Regions from separate parts of the Homo sapiens genome. Here region 1 is linked to region 2. The links are chromatin loops, found by intact Hi-C in ENCODE. Cell type or tissue: PC-3. All regions are shown on one strand. Each heading gives the region's core, and the rest is flanking DNA. Links, peaks and the distances in the headings are about the cores only. Region 1 overlaps LINC02532 (long intergenic non-protein coding RNA 2532). Region 2 has its middle 2.4 kb from the start of LINC02526.

The links. Hi-C counts contacts between places; a loop is a spot of excess contacts. Peaks named below come from ENCODE experiments on the same cell type or tissue, not always from the same donor. Only the 100,000 strongest peaks of a DNase experiment are listed, where the experiment ranks them.
Region 1: a loop joins it to region 2, with 5 times the contacts of the local background. A loop is called at or near these places in 4 of 110 quality-filtered maps.

What each region holds. Positions count from the first base shown.
Region 1 is chr6:106,747,251-106,750,167 of GRCh38, reverse strand. The region is part of intron 1 of LINC02532 (long intergenic non-protein coding RNA 2532); the gene reads left to right. Among named protein-coding and RNA genes, the nearest start is that of MIR587, 35 kb to the left of the region's middle. RefSeq lists an enhancer at 896-1,821. In PC-3, for the core only: a CTCF peak has its summit at 1,532 (motif pointing right); no DNase peak of the experiment used is centred there; H3K27ac peaks cover 2,357 bases.
Region 2 is chr6:106,691,612-106,694,528 of GRCh38, reverse strand. No RefSeq gene overlaps it. Among named protein-coding and RNA genes, the nearest start is that of LINC02526, 2.4 kb to the left of the region's middle. In PC-3, for the core only: no CTCF peak of the experiment used is centred there; no DNase peak of the experiment used is centred there.

The sequences.
Region 1 (2,917 bases), core at 96-2,595, 56 kb before region 2:
TTCTTTTGTTCTTGAAGGAGACTGTCAGTGCAGAAAGGGCTCCTAACCTGGAACAGCTGGGCAAGGGTTAACCCTGGTATAGGTTACCGTTAAGCAAGTACATCCTGTGCCTCTGGTCAAAGATGTCTCAGGCCAAAGCAGGTACTTGTCTCTAGTTAGTCTCTCTGCATCAGCACCAGGCCTTCACCCTAGTCCATGAGAAGGAAGACATATGCAGCTAAGGAATAGGAAGTGGATATTGTCAGTGCCTTCAAGACATGATGCATCCAGAACCCGGATCAGCCAGGAGCTGCAGAAAAGAAGCTTCAGGGCAGCAGGCCTCAGAACTGCTGCTAGCCAGTCCCCTGAAGCATTTGTTTCTCACCCTCTTCGTGCCTAGGGCAAGTAGAGCTGCAGCTGTCTGGCGCCACTGTAATGCTGTCTCCTCCTCTGAGTGAGTTCATCCTGGAAACATTTTCTCCCATAAGACATGCACAGGTCTTACGTTTACATGTTTCACTGAAAGAAATTTGATTCCACTGCTGGGATGACAAGGTAGGTCATAAATGAACACTTTTTAAGCACATCTTTAAAAAAATAATTTATTCCAATTGTACAAAACAATAGGGGAAAGGAAATAATATTGATTTGTTTATCCATTCATTGGTTTAACAATTACCTATTGTAGGCACTTACTATGAGCCAGGGATGGTTCTAAGTATAAACCTGCCCTGGAGGATCACATATTAATTTTTCTTACAACCAGCTTTATTGAGGTATACTTGCTATACAATAAAATTCACTCATTTTAAGTGTAAAGTTTGATGCATTTTGACAAATGCACGGGGTAGTATAACCACTACTAGGATCAAGATAGAGAATATTTACATCACCCTGAAAAGATTGCTTGCACTGCTTGTAGTCAATCTCCTACCCTCCCCCCAGCTACTGGCAACCACTGATCTGCTTTCTGTCACTATAGTTTTGCCTTTTCTAACATGTCATATAAGAAGCATATATTTTAGCAGTGAATACAACCAAATGAGTAAATAGACATTTGCATTCCCAAGTGAGGCAAGAGCTTTGAAATGGGACATACAGGCTGTGCTATGGAAGCATGTAAGCTAAGTTGGAAAGAGGCTTCTAAGCTGAGATCTGAAGGGGCAGTAGCAGTTTTCTAGGCGAAGAGTGAGAGTAAAGAGTGTTCCATGCTGTGAGGCTACTATATGCAAAGGCCAAGAGGAGACAGACCGCAAGGCAGATTCATCTGGGACCTACAAGTTTTCACAGCTCAAGGATGGAGTAGGAGAGGGTAGGAGTGGTTAGTCAAGACTTTGAAGAGATAAACCAGTTCAAACAAAGAAGTTCTTTCTAAGCATTGTTTGACCTTTATTCCCAGTAGGGAGCTATGGAAGGATCTTCAGCAGAAAACTGATGGGTTCAGATTTGCATTTTAGAAGGATCACTCTCTTGCATGTAGGGAACAGATGGAGGGCAAGGCAGGAGGTAGGGCCCCCCATTAAGAGGCTGGTGCAGTGATCCAGATGAGAGATGCTCAGAGCCGCCACCAGGGGAGGGCAGGCAGTGAAAATGAAGAGAAGTGGATAAATATTTGAGAAATGTAGGAAGCAGCAGTAACAGGAATTAGTAACTAACTGGATAGCGGAGAGGATGCGAGAGAAAGGCCTCACGGAGGATTCTTTGGTTTCTAGCTTGGACACCTGGGTGGAAGATGGTGGCATCAATAAGATAGCAACTTCAGTGGAGCAGGGTTGGAGGGGTAGGGAGAAGAGACAATAGGTTCTGTTTTAGACATGTTGAATTTGGGGGTGTCTAAGAAAATGATGTCCAGCAGACAGTTGGGTGTTCAGGTCTCAGGAAAGAGCTCTCCACGGAGCTTATTCTTTTCTAGTCTCTGTAAACAAGCTTCCAGGCTCTTTCATAAAATTTCCTTGCAAAAAAATCAAAGGATTTGTCCTGTCAAGTGGAATGTTTTTCATATGAAGGGGATTGGCTTCTTGTGTAGTTTAGTCTAGAGAGATTTGTTTCCATGCTACAAACCTTTGAAAAACCGGGAAAAAAGTAGTGATGTCCAACTTTAGTGACATCTCCTCTTCTTCCTCAATACAATCAATCCATTGACATAATAATGTTGAATATCTTGCAGATGAGGAAAGAAAAATGGAGTCAAATGAGCACACCGAGGCCAACCAGATCTGAGCTTTCTAATCTTAAATTGCCTGGGGGTGTGGATGTTATGTGTCTACTGACATGGACAGATTGTGTATGGTTGCCTTTATAAAATGAAGCCCATAGAAATGTTTCAGTAAATACAGTCCTCCAAGTGAACTAAATGTCAAAGGAAAATCTTTTCCTTGCCATCCTCCTTTTCTCTTTTAAACGGAAAGATCCTAAAGAAGCTGTATTAGTGCCCTCAAGAGAAACAGAAGCAATAGGATATATAGATCTATATATTGGATCCTATATCTAGGAATAGGATATATAGATGTATATATCCTATATATAGATCTGTCCTATTGATCTATAGATCTATATAGATATATATCTTATATCAATATATAGGATATATAGAGAGGTACACACATAGGCCTGATGTATATACATAGGTCTGATGTCTGAGGCCAGAAGATAGATGCCCCAGCTCAAGAAGGGAGCACATTCACCCTTACTCTGCCTTTTGACGCTACTTGGGTTCTCCATGGATTAGATGGTGCTCACCCACATTGGTGAGGGCAGGTGTTCTTTATGCAGCTACCCTCATGACACACCCAGAAATAATGTTTTACCAGCTGTCTGGGCAAGCCCTTGGCCCAGTCAAATTGACACATAAAGGTAGCCATCATAGAAACTCATTTCAATGTTGTTTTGTTTTATTACAGGAAGACTGAAGAAACCTAATCCTAGGTGCTGCCACTGG
Region 2 (2,917 bases), core at 217-2,716:
CCGCCACAGAGAAGGCATCACAGCTACATGTTAATTAACCAAGAGGACATGGTCCAACCTCACATCTCATTGTCAGAAAACGTTTTTACCAGAGGAAGCCATGCCAGGAGCCCAGCATTTGTGCTGAGCTGCGACCTGCCCTGCAGTTACAGCTGAGAGAAGGTCAAGTCTTCCTCTTCCTTAGCCCCTGCCTCCTCTTGTCTCTGCCTTCTAAGGGAACTACTGCCTCACTCCACTCCTGCCTCTTAGCCCTCCAGAGAGTCCATCCCCTCTCCTCCTTTCCTCATTCTAATCACCAAACATCTCTATGGTGCCTTCAGAATGTGAGATTTTTTTTTTTTAATGCATGCAGTTTTGTTTTAAAGCAGCGTTAGTCTTAGGGTTCATTAATTAAAACATCACACTTAACTGGACCATTAACTCATTCATGGCTAACTTCTCATGGCTAGATCCCCTGCACCCACTCTTTCTGCCAGTTCCTAGGACTGTTGAAACAGGAATGAGCTGTAAACAGGTTTGAGAACGGTGCAGGGAGTTTCAAGATTAGCTTTCCTTTTTCTGTTCATCAGAAGGAAAAGAAATTAGATTTTGGAGTCATTTGACAAGGGTTAGGAGGGGGGCAAGGAAACTGTTACTTAATTATTAATAATCTTTTTAGAAGTCCCATAGGTTTATTACTGAGGAAAACCCATGGGAGGTCATATTACCGCCCTGGCACAGAGGAGGAGTTCCATCCACAGCTGTTGAATGATGTGTGAATATCGCCCTGCAAGGAATCACTCCCCTGCTTGGTATTTTATATTTTGTTCCCTAAGTTTGTCCCTTAGGATTCTTCTTCCATCACAGACTGTATCAATGGAAACAAGAGATGAGTTTCTTAGAAACAGCTTCTGTCAACAGTCCCTCCACCTCCCTCCACCTCCTCTGCCACAAGTGGTGAGGCTGTAAACAGCTTTTATCAGAACACTGGCACTTGGAAAAATATAAAACCAATTAGGGAGCTGTGAAATGACTCAAGAGAGCATGACTGGAGAGCTAGAAGGAAGAATACACACACACCAGACAAGAGCCTTTAAGATGTAACCTTTGGGAAGACAGCGTTGATTGTAAATAGTCAAGCTCTAAGTTTAATCATTTGGTAGTTACTGAACTTCTTTGGACACATTTGTGTGTGTGTGTGTGTGTGTGTGTGTGTGTGTGTGTGTGTGTGCTTTGTAAGGTTGCTGGACTGAGGAGATTCATCCAGGGGACAGTCTAGATAGTTCTTCAGGGAAACGTTTTAGGTGTCCTTTTGCCTTGTGTATTAATCTGCTCAGGCTGCCAGAACAAAGTACCAAAGACTGCATGGCTTAAACAACAGAAATGTATTTTCTTGCGGTCCTGGAGGGTGGACATCCAAGATCAAGGTGCCAGCAGAGTTGGATTCCCCTCAGGTCTCTTTCCTTGGCTTGCACATGGCTGCTCTCCTGCTGCCTCTTCACACAGTTATCCCTCTTCGGGTGTGGACCCCTGGTGCCTCTCCCTCTTCTTACAAGGAAATCAGTCAGATTACATTAGGGCCCCACCCAATGACCTCATTCAACCTAATTACCTCTTTTTAAAAAATTAAAAACAAATAGAGGTGGGGTTTCACTATGCTGTCCAAGTTAGTCTTGAATTCCTGGGCCCAAGTGATCCTCCCACCTCGGCCTCCCAAAGTGCTGGGATTACAGGTGTGAGCCACTGTGCCCGGCCACCTAATTACCTCTTTAAAGGCCCTTTGACATACAAATTTTGGAAGGACATAATTTCTTTCACAACATCTTGTTTGCTTGCACTGGGTGACAAGTAACACCCTTTCTTCCCTGCACCCTCTCTTTCTGCCAGTTCCTAGGATTGTTGAAATAAGAATGGGCTGTAAACAGGTGAGGGAATTGTACAGGGAGCTTTCGTAGCTTTCCTTTTTCTGTTTGTCAGAAGGAAAAGAAATTAGATTTCAGAGTCATTTGACAAGGGGTGGGAGGGGACAAGGAAATAATTAATTATTAGTAATCTTTTCAGAAGTTCTGTAAATTTATTATAGAGGAAAACCCGTGGGAGGTCACATTACAGTGTTTTCATTTGAATCTAGGACAAAGAATGGGCTTGGTAGCTATAGTTTCTCTCCAAGTCTAGGAATGCATAACATTTGTAGGTTTTAGTCTCCAAGGGTGTTTTGTGTAGCAGTAGAAGCCAAATTCATTACAAAGGAGAGGCTGGAGCAAGTTGTCATGTGATGCCGCCGACTTGGTGAGTCAGGACTTGCCACCGAAGCCCAACTGCCTGGCAGTCCCCTGCCAGGATAAACTCCAGCAAAAACCCTTTAATGACCTGCAGAAACCAGATGGCAGGCTTTGCTTTTCAAAGGAAAGAGATCATGTCAGGACCTCTGGAATTAAAAGTCCAGATTATTTTAAAAGGACTGGATATAATACTATTTGTGCAAAAGATTTTTTTTCTATATTATGTAAGTTTTTCAAGGTGCATACGATTATTCAGTAGTCTAGAAGAATATACACTATAGAAACAGATCAACCATGTTTCCTCTGGATGGTGGGATTACAGGCTCCTTCTTTTAATTTACTTGCATTTTCTAATTTTTTAATAAAGAGGTTGATATTCTTAATAATAAAAAAAGGTTTTTTTCAAAGATAGGAGCATTTTCAATTTGTTATTTTAGTCTTTCATTTACTCTACTAGCACTTGACAGCATAGAAATATCACCTTTGTTCAATGCCACAGATTAAAATGTGTTTAACTACCAATGTCTTAGATGAGAGTGACTGGAAGTGATGACTTTAGTGTGGCTCTGGGAGACATATCTTCTGTATGGCTATGGTTACTGGAACTCTATGTTTCACGTCCAGGAGAAACAGGTAGGTCTTCTAATCTCTCTGAA